Regions from separate parts of the Homo sapiens genome. Here region 2 is linked to region 1. The links are chromatin loops, found by intact Hi-C in ENCODE. Cell type or tissue: Caco-2. All regions are shown on one strand.

What was found. Peaks named below come from ENCODE experiments on the same cell type or tissue, not always from the same donor. Only the 100,000 strongest peaks of a DNase experiment are listed, where the experiment ranks them.
Region 2: a loop joins it to region 1, with 5 times the contacts of the local background. A loop is called at or near these places in 4 of 110 quality-filtered maps.

The regions. Positions count from the first base shown.
Region 1 is chr4:140,008,960-140,016,959 of GRCh38, forward strand. The region is part of intron 1 of MAML3 (mastermind like transcriptional coactivator 3); the gene reads right to left. It overlaps LOC124900783 (a long non-coding RNA gene), which reads left to right and starts at 2,676. Exons shown (of 3, transcript XR_007058278.1): 1 at 2,676-8,000. In Caco-2, a CTCF peak has its summit at 3,866 (motif pointing right); a DNase peak (open chromatin) is centred at 3,862.
Region 2 is chr4:140,848,174-140,856,173 of GRCh38, forward strand. No RefSeq gene overlaps it. Among named protein-coding and RNA genes, the nearest start is that of TBC1D9, 96 kb to the left of the region's middle. In Caco-2, a CTCF peak has its summit at 3,056 (motif pointing left); a DNase peak (open chromatin) is centred at 3,028.

The sequences.
Region 1 (8,000 bases):
CTTAATCTTAAAACCTTTGCATATCTAAAAGGGTCATCTTTCCCAAATTCCAATACCTTTTAAACTGTGATTTAATGTTACAGTTAATTTCCGTGACTTTGAGTTCTTAATATAATAGCATGATAGATACCCAACATATAGTATGTATCTGCACTACTGTACACATGCTCAAATCTGACAACACCTAATGCTGAGACAAAACATCAGCCTGTGCCTATTGTTACAAGTCATGTGCATTTTGGTCCCTAGAATTTTGGTTTACTAAATGGGAATTGCCAGGAAGGCAGAGAGTGGTCAAATTTACGAACCAACAAGCCCCAGGCTCCCACAGGCCTTGTGCTGCACAGGAAGTGTCTCTGTTTTTTGTTTTTTAATTTTCTATAGGACAAGCTTTCCCGCTGCCCTCCCATTCACAGATGTTCCCGATCCTGACCCACTTTCCCTAGTCTGTACTACAGTCCAGTGGAGAATGCACTCTCTCAGCCTTTGTCTGTGGGCAATCTTATTCTTAGCAAGAGATCTTTTCCTATAATTTTTTTTGTCCTCCATTAACCATGCTGACCAATGTTTAAGAATCATTACATTAGTTGGTTCTTCCATTCAACTGTAACATGCTATAATAATATTTTAAACATCACTTCACTAAATTCTCCCTAAGTCAAGGAAACTATTCTGAGCAATCCAGGCACAAGATTTAATTGCATTGATTTAATTCAACAAATACATAAAGAGTACCTGCTGTGCACCAGGAACTATTCTAGGAGTCAAAGATACAGAAGTGAATAAAGAGACAAAAATCCCTGTCCTTAAGGAGCTGACATCTGAGATGCTTGCCTAGATTCATAAGAATCTGGGAAGGTACTTAGATTCACAGGAATTTTATCAGTTCAAGCTAAACTCATTTGGGATAGAATGTATCTTCTCATAATATCATTAATTAGACATTCTAGGACTGGGCTTACCACTGGTTTAGCAAATGGCTGGATGGTATAGAAAATTAAGCAACTTTGGTTATCCAGAGAAATTGTTTTCAACTTAGACTGTGTGGAAATAGGCATTGCTTTTATTGGGTGCTTCCACATCCAAAAAATTTTGTTTTCCATTGCAAAGAGGTAATTTTACCCTTACATGTATGAGAGTACCATCAAATCTACAACATAAAGTGAAGGAACAAAGAAAAACGTCATTCTTGATTCTCTACTATGCTTCACTTAAAAAAATTAATGTGTACCACAAATATGAGGGCACTGGTTAGTTCTAGACTTTATTGAAATGGGCTCATTTCACTTGATCCTAACCTGCATATCTGGCATTCAGCAGAAGGAACAAATTTAAATCAGATGTTTTGACTGGGGTGACTGGAAATTTGTACCACTGTTAAGCACACCTATACACACACACATATTTATGTTTGTGCCGTATGGTGTTTTTTAAATGTCAGCGTTCATTGAAAGTGAATATGTAACTATATGTATATTTGTTGGTATAGTCATATTTGCTTTTTAATTCCTTCTTTTCATCGGGGTAGATCAGTTTAAACAATTTAAAAATTAGAACCAAGAAGTTTTATTTAAAGAAATACTATTTAAGTGCATTGCTAACTAGAAATAAGTCAATAAGTGTTGCCCAGTAATACGTTTTTAAGATGTCTACTTGAACTTATTTTGTTGAGTATGTTCATATACTTACAACAGTTTCATAAGGTCTGCTCATGTTAGGAAAAATCCTTTAAGATCAGTGAAAACAAAAAAAATGCCAAAATATTTTGAAACGGGGTGCATTTGATAAAAATATCAAGCTATTTCTAACTTGAATTAAGGGAAATGAATGACATAATGATCCCATTAAACAATATACATGAGGCCAGCCGCAGTGGCTCAAGCCTGTAATCCCAGCACCTTGGGAGGCCGAGGCAGGCAGATCACTTGAGGTCAGGAGTTCAAGACCAGCCTGGCCAACATGGTGAAACCCCGTCTCTATTCAAAAAGTAGCTGGGCATGGTGGCAAGTGCCTGTAATCCTGGTTAACTTGGGAGGCTGAGGCAGGAGAATTGCTTGAACCCAGGAGGCGGAGGTAGCAGTGATCCAAGATTGCACTGCTTGCACTCTAGCCTGGGCGACAGGGCTAGACTCTGTCTCGAAAAAAAAAAAAAAGTGTGTGTGTATATATATATATATACACATATGTCATATATATTTATATATATGACATATATGTCATATATATTTATACATATCTGACAAATATATATTTTGTTATATATATAAAGTGTGCATATATATATATATATATATGACAAACAGACCCAAAAAACTTTACTTTGATGACTTTACCAAACAGAGAAAAGACATTGATTGGTTTTACTCAAGGTTTTCTTGTTTTGTTTTTTTTTTTTTGAGACGGAGTCTCCCTCTGTCGCCCAGGCCGGACTGCGGACTGCAGTGGCGCAATCTCGGCTCACTGCAAGCTCCGCTTCCCGGGTTCACGCCATTCTCCTGCCTCAGCCTCCCGAGTAGCTGGGACTACAGGCGCCCGCCACCGCGCCCGGCTAATTTTTTGTATTTTTAGTAGAGACGGGGTTTCACCTTGTTAGCCAGGATGGTCTCGATCTCCTGACCTCATGATCCACCCGCCTCGGCCTCCCAAAGTGCTGGGATTACAGGCGTGAGCCACCGCGCCCGGCCGTTTTCTTGTTTTTATGGGAGGTTGAGGAGTGGTTCAGGTGAACTAATGGCCTTAATGATTTTTACTATTGCTTCAGGTTTGGCTAAATACATCTAACCTCTCTGCCTGTTTGTGCACTGCAGTTTCTGTATATGCAGAGGACAGGTGTTTTTAGTATACTAAGCACTTTTCTAAAATGCAATTAATGATTCATTCTCATATTTAATCCACTTTAAACATTCCACCACTGAAAAAAGGTGAAAAGGGAGGAAAAACTTTTTTATGGAGAATTACAATGGAAATTTCTTCCTGCCTAAATTATTAAAAGTTCCAAATTAGTAAGTCTAAGTTCATTTTTATCATACATTACAGAAGTGATCTAAATCTCAAAAAAAAAAAAAGTCTACAGATGTTTTAGGCAATTACCTATTATGTAATGCCTCTTCAATCAGCCATATTTTATTGCAAGGAAGGGGTCTTAAAATAGAAAGTTTTGAAAAACAGGGAATTCTTATAAGTTTGGCAACCCAAAAAATTTTATTTTGGAGCTATTCAATGAGAAAAAGAAGATAAAAGAATTAATGTTGTATAGAGTGAAAAACAAGTTTTGCTTGTGAAATTTAAGCTTTGGTTTGGTTTCTACGAGGTAGAAAATAACCTGTTATATTTTATGTGTCAGAGGACATAAATTATGAGTGTTATAGGCTGTAGGTGACAGACATACCTGGAAGGTCAACGAGACTCAAGATCTCTGTTGTCTCAGCATGCTCCCTCTTCCCAGCCTCCTGTATGCAATCAGTCGTCCAGTTCATCAGTTCTTTCTTCCTCTTGCCTACAGTTCTCAGTTTCCTCCCATTCACTTTACTCCTGTCCAAGGCCAGCACTTAGGACTTCACACTTGTATTTCTAAAGTGACCACCACATCAGCTTCCTGTCTTCATTGTCTCATGAACTTCACCACCAAATAAAATGTTCCTAAGTTCCATCTTGGGCATTTGTTTAACAGCCTTTCTATAGACCGCTTTGCTTAATAATTTAAAATCTGTACCTTTTTACCCAGCCAGTCAAGTTTCCCCAGGATCTGGCCCTAACCACCTCTTGAGGTCTAGGTTCTATTCCTCTCCTTCATCCTGAGTCTAATTATGCAGATATCCAATGAGACAACTGCCCTGGCACCATCCCATAGGGGGCACTGAAACACCACTAATCAATTAGAAATACAGCGCCGGTTAACTCAGGTTTCTACCCTCAAACTCCTTACTCATTGGTAAAATGTAAACAAGAGCCATTCCCATAAAAGCACACAATATACCCTGAGCAAAGAGATCAAGTGCCGGTATCCACGGAAATGACCTCTATCCGTGGTGCGTATGACTAATCATATCCAATTATGAGTGCTTTTTAAAAAATGAAAGACAAGTCCAAATAGGTTAAAATGTCATGTTGCATTCCCAGCATATAACAGACATCTTATTTTGAAAATAAAGAAAGAACTATTTGGGTATACCTATTTTATTAATAGAAAACCATTCTTTCCTTTACTCTTCCACTAGAAAATGTCAAATATTTAAGGAGTCAAATGATTAGCTCATCAGGGGCACGCACGCATCTCAGTCCGCCTTCACCCTTGCCATCTTGTCTCCCTACAGTCCATGAACACAGCCTGCATTCTTCCCCTTGCCTATGCATATGCCGTTTCTTCCTCTGGAATATCTTCCTTACTTTTCCCTCAGCCACCTGCAATCCTAACTGTTCTTTAAGATGCAAGTGATTTTCTACATTTTTCCATAACATCCTCCTCACTCTCACTAGCCATTAAGTAGTCTCTGTTACCGCAAATCCTATGTTATCTCTGACATGATACCACACTGTCTTTTGTGCCCGTTTTTCTTTTTCAAGAAAAAATATACACCTACCTCATGCCAAACTTTTTTCTAAGAGTCTTAAATGCATTTTTCCATGTATTCTTCAAAATAACCTTTGACACTATTATTTCCATTTTCTAGATGAATAAACTGAGCTTTATGGAAATTAGATTACTTGCTCAAAGTCATACAACCAAGAAAAAGCCTGATTCCAATCCAAGTGTGTCCATTTCTGGAGCATGAGCTCTGACCATAATGCCATAGGGCTTCAGTCTTACTTCCCCATCCCCAGTGTAAATTCCTTCATTACTTGAGGACAAGCACTGTGTTTTGGGTACCTAGGTGCCTCTCCACAGTCCCCAATAGAGAACCTTTCTGGACCATAACAGATACTCAGCAAAGGTATATAAATGATGGTGCTGAGATTCTTTGGACCTTCTGATAGGAATGCGGTGTGGATCCCATTACACTTTCAGCTGTTCTGAAAGCACTTGAGAATGGGATGAGGCTTCTTTCAGTGGTATGGGCAAAGCCAATCGCTGCAGGAGCAACATTACAGATGCTCCACAATGTGGAACCATCTTTCTGTGATCTCCTAAATTGGCCTTATATATTTCACAACTTTTACATCTTTTCTAGTCAACTTCTTTCTAAATTCTTCTAAAGGGCTCATCATCTAACACTATTCTGACTTCCCAACACTGTAGTAAAGCAGTAAAGCAATGCCATATGCTCATTTGTTAAGCAGCTTGACATAAATATCCAACCAACCAGAGAGTAGAGAAATTAAAATGACAAAGCACGATAAATGATCAAAAAATATAGATGTCCAAAAGCCGAATGTAGACACAATTTAAAATTAGAAGACTCATCAAAGTGGGAGGGGCTGGAAAGATTAGTTACATGTTTATTATTGCAAAAACTAGGAACAGCCTAAATGTCCAAAAGAAAGGGACTGCTTAACTAAACAATGGTGTGTCCAAACAACGGAATACCACACAGTCATCAGAAATTAGTCATTCGACAAATATTCATTGAGTGCCTCATGTACATGAGGTAAATGAAAAAGAAATGATACCTGCCTTCATGGTGCTTAGAGTCTAAATGATGATACAGAAGTATATATAATGACAAAAACAATTTTATATTGCTGGGTGACGTGGTAGGTTACAATAGAGTAAATCTGTGTGAATTAGTTTTTTTGTTGTTGCTGTTGCTCATAACTTGAAGATATATTTGTTCTGTGTTCACACCTTGCCTTGAAGATGTTTAAGTTCAGCATTAACGTCATAGGAAGTGGTAAACTTCAATCACTCCCTTCCTTAGGGACACTAGGATATTGAAAAGACTAAAATACTGAAAGACCTAATTATATGTGTATAGGAAGAATGGAAAAGCTGGCATTATTTCATAAAAGTAGACATCCAAGTGAGTTGGTCTGGCAATATTAAATTTTACAGAAGAAAGTAAAGTTGCACATTCAAATTAAAACTGAAAAGTATTTCAAAATTCAAAAATTCAAAAAATTTAAAAAGTAATTAAAAATTTAAAGTGAAAATGAGGCAAGTACAAATCAAATAAAGATTAGTTTGAATTCCAATTGAAACTAATTTTCAGATAGCTCTTTGAAATATATATTCCCTGTAAGCATACATTATTTTAAAGTATGAATTAAAAGTCTTCCACTGACCAATTACAACACAGAAGTATTGTCTACTGATGCACTTTTTAAAAGAAAAAAGTCAGAAAAAGAAAAGCAAAGTCAAGTACGCAAAGAAAAAAGAGAATGAAATTTAAAATCATGAAACATCAATAAAAAGGATGTCTATCACTCTGGGTTACCCTGTTTTGCATAAGTCCTGAAGACATAACTAACTAGCAAGAACAGAAGCTCTATAATTTCTTAAGGTAAAAAATAATAAACTATAAGATTTATAATATTCGAACTTCTTTACTCTTCAAATTCTTAATTTTTAGAAATGGAGAGAAACTTCCTCAAATTGATGAAGAGCATCTAAAAAAAGTCTATCATTAAAATAGTTATTGTTGAAAGACTGAATGCTTTCTCCCTGATACCACGAACAAAGCAAGGATGTCTGTTCTCACTCCTGTTATTCAACAAAGTGTTGGAAGTGCTAGCCAGGGCAATAAGGCAGGAAAATAAAATTAAAAGTATACAGATGGGCCAGGTGTGGTGGCTTACGCCTGTAATCCCAGCACTTTGAGAGGCCGAGGTGAGTGGATCACTCGGGGTTAGGAGTTCGAGACCAGCCTAGCCAACATGGTGAAATCCTGTCTCTACTAAAATACAAAAATTAGCCACATGTGGTGGCACACGCTTGTAATCCCAGGTACTCAGGAGGCTGAGGCATGAGAATCGCTTTAACCCAAGAGGCGGCAGTTGTAGTCAGCCCAGATTGTGCCACTGCACTCCAGCCTGGGCAACAGAGCAAGACGCCATCTCAAAAAAATACATAAAAATAAAGGTATACAGATGAAAAAGGATTGGTTCCTGTTTATGAATGACATGATTGTGTAAATGGAAAATCTCAAGAGATCTTTAAAAAAAAAGGACCTCCTAAAACTAGTGAGTCCAGCAAGATAACAGGATACAAGATTAGCATACAAAATATAATTTATATTTCTATGTCCTAGCAATAAATATGTGAGCACCAAAGTTGAGAATAGAGTACCATTTACACTTACTGAAAGATGAAATATTTAGGTATAACTCTAACAAAACAAATACAGGACTTATGTGCTGAAAACTAAAAAATTCTGATGAAAAAAACCAAAGAAGATCTAAATAAATGGAGAGGCATACTGCATTAATGGATTGGAAGACAACATAGTAAGATGTGACTTTTCCTTAACTTGATACACAAGTTTAAAACAGTTCTTACCAAAATCCCAGCAATAGATTTGTAGATGAAGACAAATATTCTAAAATGTATGTGAAAATGCAAAGAGACTGATATAATGGAAGCAATTTTGAAAAAAAGAATAAAGTAGAAGGCATCAGTGTACCTGATTTCAAGACTTACTACTGTATATAGTTATGGTAATCAAGACTGTGGGGTACTAGTGAAGAGACAAACACTAGATCAATGAAACAGAATAGAGAACCCAGAGATAGATCCACCTAATACAAATATGTTCAATTTATTTTTGACAGTTGCAAAAGCAATTTCACGGAGGAAGGACAGACTTTTCAACAAATGGCCAGAGCAACTAAACATTCATTGGCAAAACAAACATAAAACAAAACCAAACCAAAAATACCCACCTTTACCTAAACCTCACACCTTATACAGAAAGTATCTCAAAACGGATCACAAACTTAAATGTAAAATGTAAAACTATAAAGATTTTAGGAAAAAAAGTAAGAGAAAATCTTTGGGAGCTAGAGCTAGGAAAGAATTCTTAAAGTCAACACCAAAAGCATAACGAGTCAAGGAAAATTTGGTAAGT
Region 2 (8,000 bases), 840 kb after region 1:
TGAAATGTTTTTTGAGAAGCTCTTCATCTTCACAATTTCATTGATTTTCTAATTTTTTGTAGTTTCATAGTTTTCTTCCTTCTACTTATTTTGCTTTTCTTTTTCTAGGTTTTTGAGGTGGAAGCTTAGATTATTTTTAATTTTAATTTTTGTGGGGAAGCTTAGATTATTGATTTAAGTTTTTTTCTTTTCTATTATGTGTATGTGGTGCTATGAATTTCTGTTGCTTTGAATTCACTGGGCTTTTTGATTCTGTGAATAGTGTTTTTCATTGGTTCTGAAAATCTTCATTGTCTCTTTAAATACTGTCCCTGCCTTATTCTTTTCCTTCTTACCCTCAGAGATACCCATTAAACACTTGTGGTATTCTTTATGTCCCTTACCTTTTTTTCTGTATCAGCAATCTTTTTGTCACTCAGTCCTTCATTGTGAATAGTTGTCCCCCCACTATTTTTCAGTATATTAATTTTTTTCTTCACCTGTGTCTAATCTGCTAATAAACCAATTCATCTACTGAGTTTTAAATTTTGGTATTTTATTACTTTTTTTCTGAAAGTTCCATTTGATCCTTTTCAAAAACTGTTTTATACTTTAAATTGTAAAAATATATGTCAGTTCATAGTTTCTCCTTCCTTTCAGATGTTATTAATTTTTAAACAAAAAATTTAAATATAGTTAATACAGTTAATTTATATAATTCTAAGACTTGAAGTCTTTGTAGTTCTGTTTCTGTGGTCTGTATTCTGCCAGATATTTCTTATGACATCTACTTTCTTTGTGTATCTGGCTATTTTTGGCTTAGTTTTGGACAAATTTTTTGATGCCTAATATGAAATTGGCTTTTTTTTCCCAGAAAGTATTTGTATTTGATTCTGCAAGGTATCTAGAGGCACTACCAGTTTAAGACAACTTTAAACTAAATTTAAGCCTTGAAATTACCTGGAAAATACAGGATACTCAGGAGAGTTTAACTGAGGTTGTGGTTCTGTGCTAGGACTGGTCTATGGGGGGGGGGGTCTTTACAGATTATTTAAGGGGTGAATCTCTTATTAGGCTTTCGATTTTATGTGGTTTCTGGGAGTTGATTTTTTTCTTCCAGTGCCAGGAGGCCACTAAAATGAAAATCCAGTATTTTTAGGGTGGATAACTACTCTCAGAGGAAAAGAAGCTTCTGTCTTCATTTGTGCTTCTGGGATGCTGACTTCTCTTCATGGTAGGTCTGGTATTTCCTTCCTATCTTGTCACTGCTTTGATTCTTTTAAGATACATTGTATATATTCTATCTATATTTATATTTTATCACATTAAATTGTTTTTTAGCTTAAATGACAGAAATGTGTTGTCTCATAGTTCTGGAGGCTAGAAGTTGGAGGAGATTAAGGTGTCAGCAAGGTTGGTTCCTTCTGAGGGTCCTGAAGGAGAATTTGTTCCGTGCCTCTCCCTAGCTTCTGGTGGTTTACTGGCAATATTTGGTGTTCCCTGGCTTATAGAAACAAGCAAACAAAAAAGAGGTTTTTTTTGCCAAAAGAATTTCTCCAAATAACCTGACTCAGCATTTCAGAAAACAGGATGGGCTTTGGTAAGGCAGTGAATGTCAGAGAACCTACACATTCTGGGCAAAGATACCATCTTTTATTGCTTGTCTTTCTGGCTTTACTCCCTCTGAAGTCAGCAGGATTTTTTTTCCCCATTGGAAGTAGTACATTCTGAAATCCAAGTGTTGTTTTTCCTGAGAATGTGTGTGTGGCATGGTCATTCCTTCAATCATTTATTCAACAAATATATGTTGAAAACCTGTGCTAAGCCAGGTCCTATGCTAGGTACTGGGATACATGGAGAATAAAAACATGGATCCTAATCTCAAGTAATTTGCAATCTAGGTTGGAGAATTGGTATTAATCTGACAACCACATAAGCAAACTATCAATACTAAACATTGTTTAATACATGGAGTAGACCTGTCATTAGAGCTATAATGGCCAAGTACAAGGTGCTATGTAAACGTTTAACTGGGATATTTAATCCAGGGGTGAGAGAAGTTTTCTTCAAGGTAAAGCTCTTGAGCTGAGATCCAAAGAATGAATTGGCATTAAATAGAAGGAGGTGAATAGGATAAGACCAATAAGGCTGTGTGGAAAACCTGTGCAAAGGCCCTGTAGTGGATGGTGCTCTGCATGTTAGAAATAGAAGATGTTAAAGCCAGTGGGGCTGGAACACACAGAGTGAGTGGGAAAGTGGTTTAAGATAATTCTGGAGATGTTGTCAGAGGCTAGGTAGAGCAGGACTTAGAAACCAATCAAGAATTCTCTTCTGTACTTGGGCTTATAGAAATGGGAGATCATTAAAATTTTTTATTGGGTCAATGTGTATGTGTGTGTGTGGGTGTGGGTGTGTGTGTGTGTGTGTGTGTGTGTGTGTAGAGGCTGCTCTTGCTCCTGCATTTAGATAAAGAATTAAATGCATGAGCTATCTTGTGAAATGCTATGTGGAATAGGGCATTAGTGGTCAATCAATGAGTATGTAAGTGATACTTCAAGAATATTTCTTTGGCCAGGTGTGATGGACCACACCTGTAATCCCAGTGCTTTGGCAGGCCAAGGTAGGATTGCTTGAGGCCAGGAGTTCAAGACCAGCCTGAACAACAAAGCAAGACCTTATCTCAATTAAAAAATGTATAAGAAGGACATTTCTCCAATATTACCTTTCAGGAACACATATCCTGAAAGTGGGATATGGCATTTCTAGTTTTATCACTTCAAACCTGCTTTTCATTTGAGCATATATGGTTTCAGCAATATCTAGGCCTAAGAGCATTCTGAAGGTCTCTGTTTTCTGGTATGGTCCAATATACCTTCTTTCTTCTCTGAAACATCCTCTACCCCCAACCACATTAGTTGGTGTTGTCTAATCTTCCTTTCTAACTGGAGAAGATTTGTGAAAGGTTTTTCTTCCTCAAAGTTACCCCTACAAACGCTAATCAAAGTAGAATCCAAAAAACTCTGTTCCCTAACGCCAGGGCATCTTTTCCATTTGATGGTCAACAGAGCCCCCTACTGGGAGAAACAGCTCAACTACATAAATACCAACACAAACAGCAAGCGTTCTGTAACGTTTGGTTCTTTACCCAGCCAATGTTTAATGTAATTACTGTGCCGTAGCTGAGACACCTACTCATTATTTTTGTGATAACTCTGACATATAATTACAAAAGATTAACTTTTCATTTGGCAAATTTTCCAGTTACTCAGTGTTGAAGAGTCATTGTAACAATTAATAAAAATCACAAATGTATAGTCTTAAAATATAATTGATGTCAAGAAATAATTTGGTTCAGTGTTATGTTTCAAGAAGACTAACATTTAAATTCTTCAGGGTACTGAGCTTTCTGTTTTATTCCTAAAATTTCCAACGGAGGACACTCCACAGTGTCATCAGAGATGAATTCTTTGCTTCTAATAATTCAATAGGTTGTTATATTTGATAATAGTATCTCCTTAAAAAAAAAACTCCTGTTAGAATGGTTCTAAATTTACAGAAAACTTACAAAGACAGTACAGAGAGTTCCTGTATTTCCATCACTCAGTTTTTCCTGTTGCTAACACCTGGCATTACCATGGTACATTTGTCATAACTAAGGAATCAACATTGGTACATTACCATTAACTAAACTCCAGAGTTTACTCAGATTTCACTATCATTGTAACTTTTCCCCTAATGTCCTTTTTCTGTTCCAGGATTTCATTGAGGACATCACATTACATTTAATTACCTTGTCTCATTGGGATCCTCTGGTCTCTGACAGTTTCTGTGACTTGCCTTGTTTTTGATGACCTTAGCAGTTTTTGAGGAATACTGGTCATGTATTTTGTAGAATGTTCCTCGGTGTGGAGTTGTCTGGTGTTTTTATCATGGTTCTACCAGGATTGTGTTATGGGTTTTTGGGAGGAAAACCCCAGTAACATTCTCATCACATCATATCAAGGCTACATACTTATGTATGCATCATTGTTGATGTTAATTTTGACAACCTGACTGAGATAGTGTTTATTATATTTCTCTACTGCAAAGGTGCTTTGTCGTTGTTGTTGTGGTTGTTTTTTGGAGTCTTGCTCTGGACTCAGCCTAGAGTGCAGTGGTGTGATCATGGCTCCCTGGATCCTCAAACTCTTGGGCTAAAGCGATCCTCCTGAGTAGCTGGGACTGCAGGTGCGTGCCACCACACCAGCTAATTTATTTTATTATTATTATTATTATTATTATTATTATTATTATTATTATTATTATTTTGTAGAGACAGGGTCTCGCTATGTTGCTTAGGCTGGTCTCAAACTCCTGGCTGCAAGCAATCCTCCTCTCTGGGCTTCCCAAAGTGCAGGTATTACAGGCATGAGCCACCACACCAGACTTGTTTTTTTAAATTTAAATTTAAATATCTTTCATCTTATTTTACAGAGATAAAGACAGAAACCTGTCAGCTTCTTTTTTCAGATGAGGGAGGATAATATATCATGGTGGTGAAGAGCAGCTTTTAGGAGCCAGAAAACGGATTAATGAGCAGTTTTGCCACTTACTGGCTGTGTGATTTGGGCAAGCTACTTTCTAAGCTTCATGATCAGAATTTGTAAAATGGGGTACTAATAGTACTTTCTTCAAAGGGTTATGGTAAGGGCGAAATGATATGATGCATGCAAAGCACTTGACTAGTGCCTGGTGCATAGTAACCATGCAAATGTTCACTATTATTACTAACGTTAAGATGACAGCAGTGATGATAAGCACTATGCATTTATTTTAGTGTCACTGTTATTCTTCAGAGTCAGTAGCAGCAAGTCCTCAGCAGGCAGTTCTTTCCATTAATATGCCAGCCTGGACTTGGTGTTTTGGGCTAAAAAGCTGAGCCTCCAGCATTCATTCAGTTACTAGTTTAACGATGTTCCCTGAGCTCCTTCTAGGTCCCCAGGATACATGGTTAAACCAGCAGACACAGTGTGGCTGCAGCCCTGTGAGTCAGGTGGAGAGTGTCCAGATAGAGGTGAGTGGGAGACAGAGGTCAGGGTTGGTTCCTATGGGACCCTGTGGGTAAAGTATAAGGACAGGCTTGATTATTTCTTCTTTAGTCTCAAGCCATCATTTTATAGGTGAAATTTAGTCTCCTCCAAGTTCATTACCATAAGATCAAAGTAGACCAACCAAATAAACAATTTTACTTGTCCCGCTTTCCTACTTTGATTTTGGTAGTTGTGCTATTGAGCTCTGAAGTGACTGGAATGGTAGTTTTCAAACTTTAGGATGAGGCCAGGCATGGTGGCTCATGCCTACAAACCCAGCACTTTGGGTGGCTGAGGTGGGAGGATTGCTTTAGGCCAGGAGTTTGAGACCAGCCTGTACAGTGAGACCCCGTTTCTTAAAAAAAAAAAAAAAATTACATTAAAAATTAGCTGGACATGGTGGCATGGGTCTATAGTCTCAGGTCTACTTGGGAGGCTAAGGCAGGAGGATCACCTGAGCCCAGGAGTTTGAGGCTGCAGCGATCTATAATCGTGCCACTGTGCTCCAGCATGGGCGAAAGAGTGAGACCCTGTCTCTAAAAACAATAACACCTTCAAGGTGCATTAGAATCACCTGTAGGGTTCCCTAGAACACTTACCCTATATCTTGAACCAATTATTTCTCGTATCATCAATCTTTCTGCAACCCTCTTCCTCACTGTGACTTGTTTCCTTATGTATTTTGAGCTTTTGGTGGTGAGTTTATATTCCTTCAAACTTGGTTTGTGAGAATTCCTTTGAGACCTGGTTTAAACAGTATTCCTCTAGTGAGGATATATGCATTCATTTCTACTAAACATTGAATGTGACTATCAGTTTGCAATAAGTTTAAATTCGTACTTTGGGTTTTTAGGTCGTATAAGTACTTGGATTCTGATACATAGCCCATGAGAAGGCTTGTCTATGGCTAAGGTATCTTGGGGTGTTGGAGGAGACTTTATCTTTTTCCCTTTTTAACTAGAACCAAGGCCAACACTGGTAAACACTTATATCAATTCCTTCTGGTAAGCATATTTTTTTTTCCAGTTTACCCACGAAGGGTGTCAATTCTTTTGGGTGCTGGCTTTGTGCTGGAGTCTCTGATTCTGAGCCTGAGCTTTGTCTCTGAGCTCCTCCTGTAGGAGCAGCACACGCCCTTCTTGTGGCCTGTTTTTGTGTGGCCTTTCAGCTAAGAATGGCTTTTACATTTTTAAACTGTTGCTAAGAAACAACAACAATGAAGTAAGTGACAAATCATATGTGGCCCACAAAGCCCAAAATATTATCTTTAAAATTGTATCTTTTCAGAAAAAAATTGTAGACCCCTAGATCATGAAAGCTAAATAAACATAGGCACCCAGGGCAAACTCTATTTCTGGTGGTCCTGTTCCCCTCTGAATAGACTAGTAGTTTCTTACTGTTTCTGGTGTCCAAGAATTTATCTTACATTCCTACCAGCTTAGCTCTTTGTCTTAAAGGAGGTGTTAATATTTTATCCATTGTTTTTAGGAGTTCTCTACTTGGAAGGTTCCTCTGGACATTGAGCACCTCTTAATATATGAAAAAGAATCCTCGCTCTTTACTTCCTGTCGAGCAAGTCTCAGTGCCATAGCAGGGCTATAAGAAGGGATGGCCTTCTTATGCACTGGCCTGTGAGCCAGTGCTGGGAAGTATGATATAACTGAAATGGGAGACTTCCCTTGCACCCCTTCTCAACACATGCGACAGGAGTGTGGCTCTCTGTTTGGTGAGTTCAAACCCCTTTTATGGGAGGAGGATCATGAAGATGGCAGGTGCAGGAACCAGAGTGACTGCTTTGGGGCTCTGGCCCCATGGCAGTGTCTAGGGGTGGGTGTCTGCGACTCCCAAAGCCCAGGTGGGTGCATGTTACAGTGTGCTCTTTTAGTCTTGCCCTTCTGGATGGCTTAAGGGTTAACCAGGTCAGTGGGCCCTCTGCCTTTTTGCAAGGGCAGGGGGCCAGCATGACAACTTTCTGTATCCTGAGCTCTTGTCCAGCCATCCCAAAAAATTGGGTCCGACATTAACTTGAAGGCTGAATGTGGGGGTTTTATTCAGTGGTGGTGATGGCTCTCAGTGGAATGGATGGGGAGCTGGACAGGAGATGGAGTGAAAAGATGATCTTTCCTTAGAGTTTGGCTGTCTAGCTGCTGATTCTCTGACCATCCCCAGCCAAACTTCTCCTGATGTTCCTTCTCTTCTCTCCCAGCCTGGGGCTTGGGGTTTATATGGGTACAGGACAGGGGGCGTTGTGGGCCAGAAGGCAACTTTTGGGTGCAAAAACAGGAATGTCTGTCCTTATTTAGGGCCGCAGGTATTCAGGCTTGAGGGTGGTACCTTTGCTGGGGAAACCACCCTCTTCTATCCAGTATTTCCATGACTAATCATATTTTGAAGGGGCGAGTCTAGAAAATAACACACATTGGGGTCTTAAAATAATGAGCTTCCTTGCATAGCTAAAATTAGCATTCTGTGGGGACTCACCTTGTGGGTTGTGTGTGTGTGTGTGTGTGTGTGTGTGTGTGTGTGTGTGTTTGCAGGTGTCCCTGCTTATATACAGTGGTTGCATCATCCTATTCTACTTCCAGTACTTCCAGACTAGACTTGTTCCTGTTCAGGGAGTGTTTCCTGATTATACATAATCTTCCTATACATAAACTTTCAGTTTTCTTTTTTTTATTATAGAGACAGGGTCTTGCTCTGTCACCCAGGGTACAGTGGTGCAATCATAGCTCACTGCAGCTTTGACATCCCTGGCTCGGCTCGGCTCAAGTCATCCTCCAGCCTCAGCCTCCTGAGTGGATGGGACTATAGGCACATGCCACCATGCCTGGATAATTTTTTAATGTTTTTCTAGCGACAGCGCTCTCACTTTGTTGCCCAGGCTGGTCTCAAACTCCTAGCCTCAAGCAACCCTCCTGCCTTGGCCTCCCGAAGTGTTGGGATTACAGACAC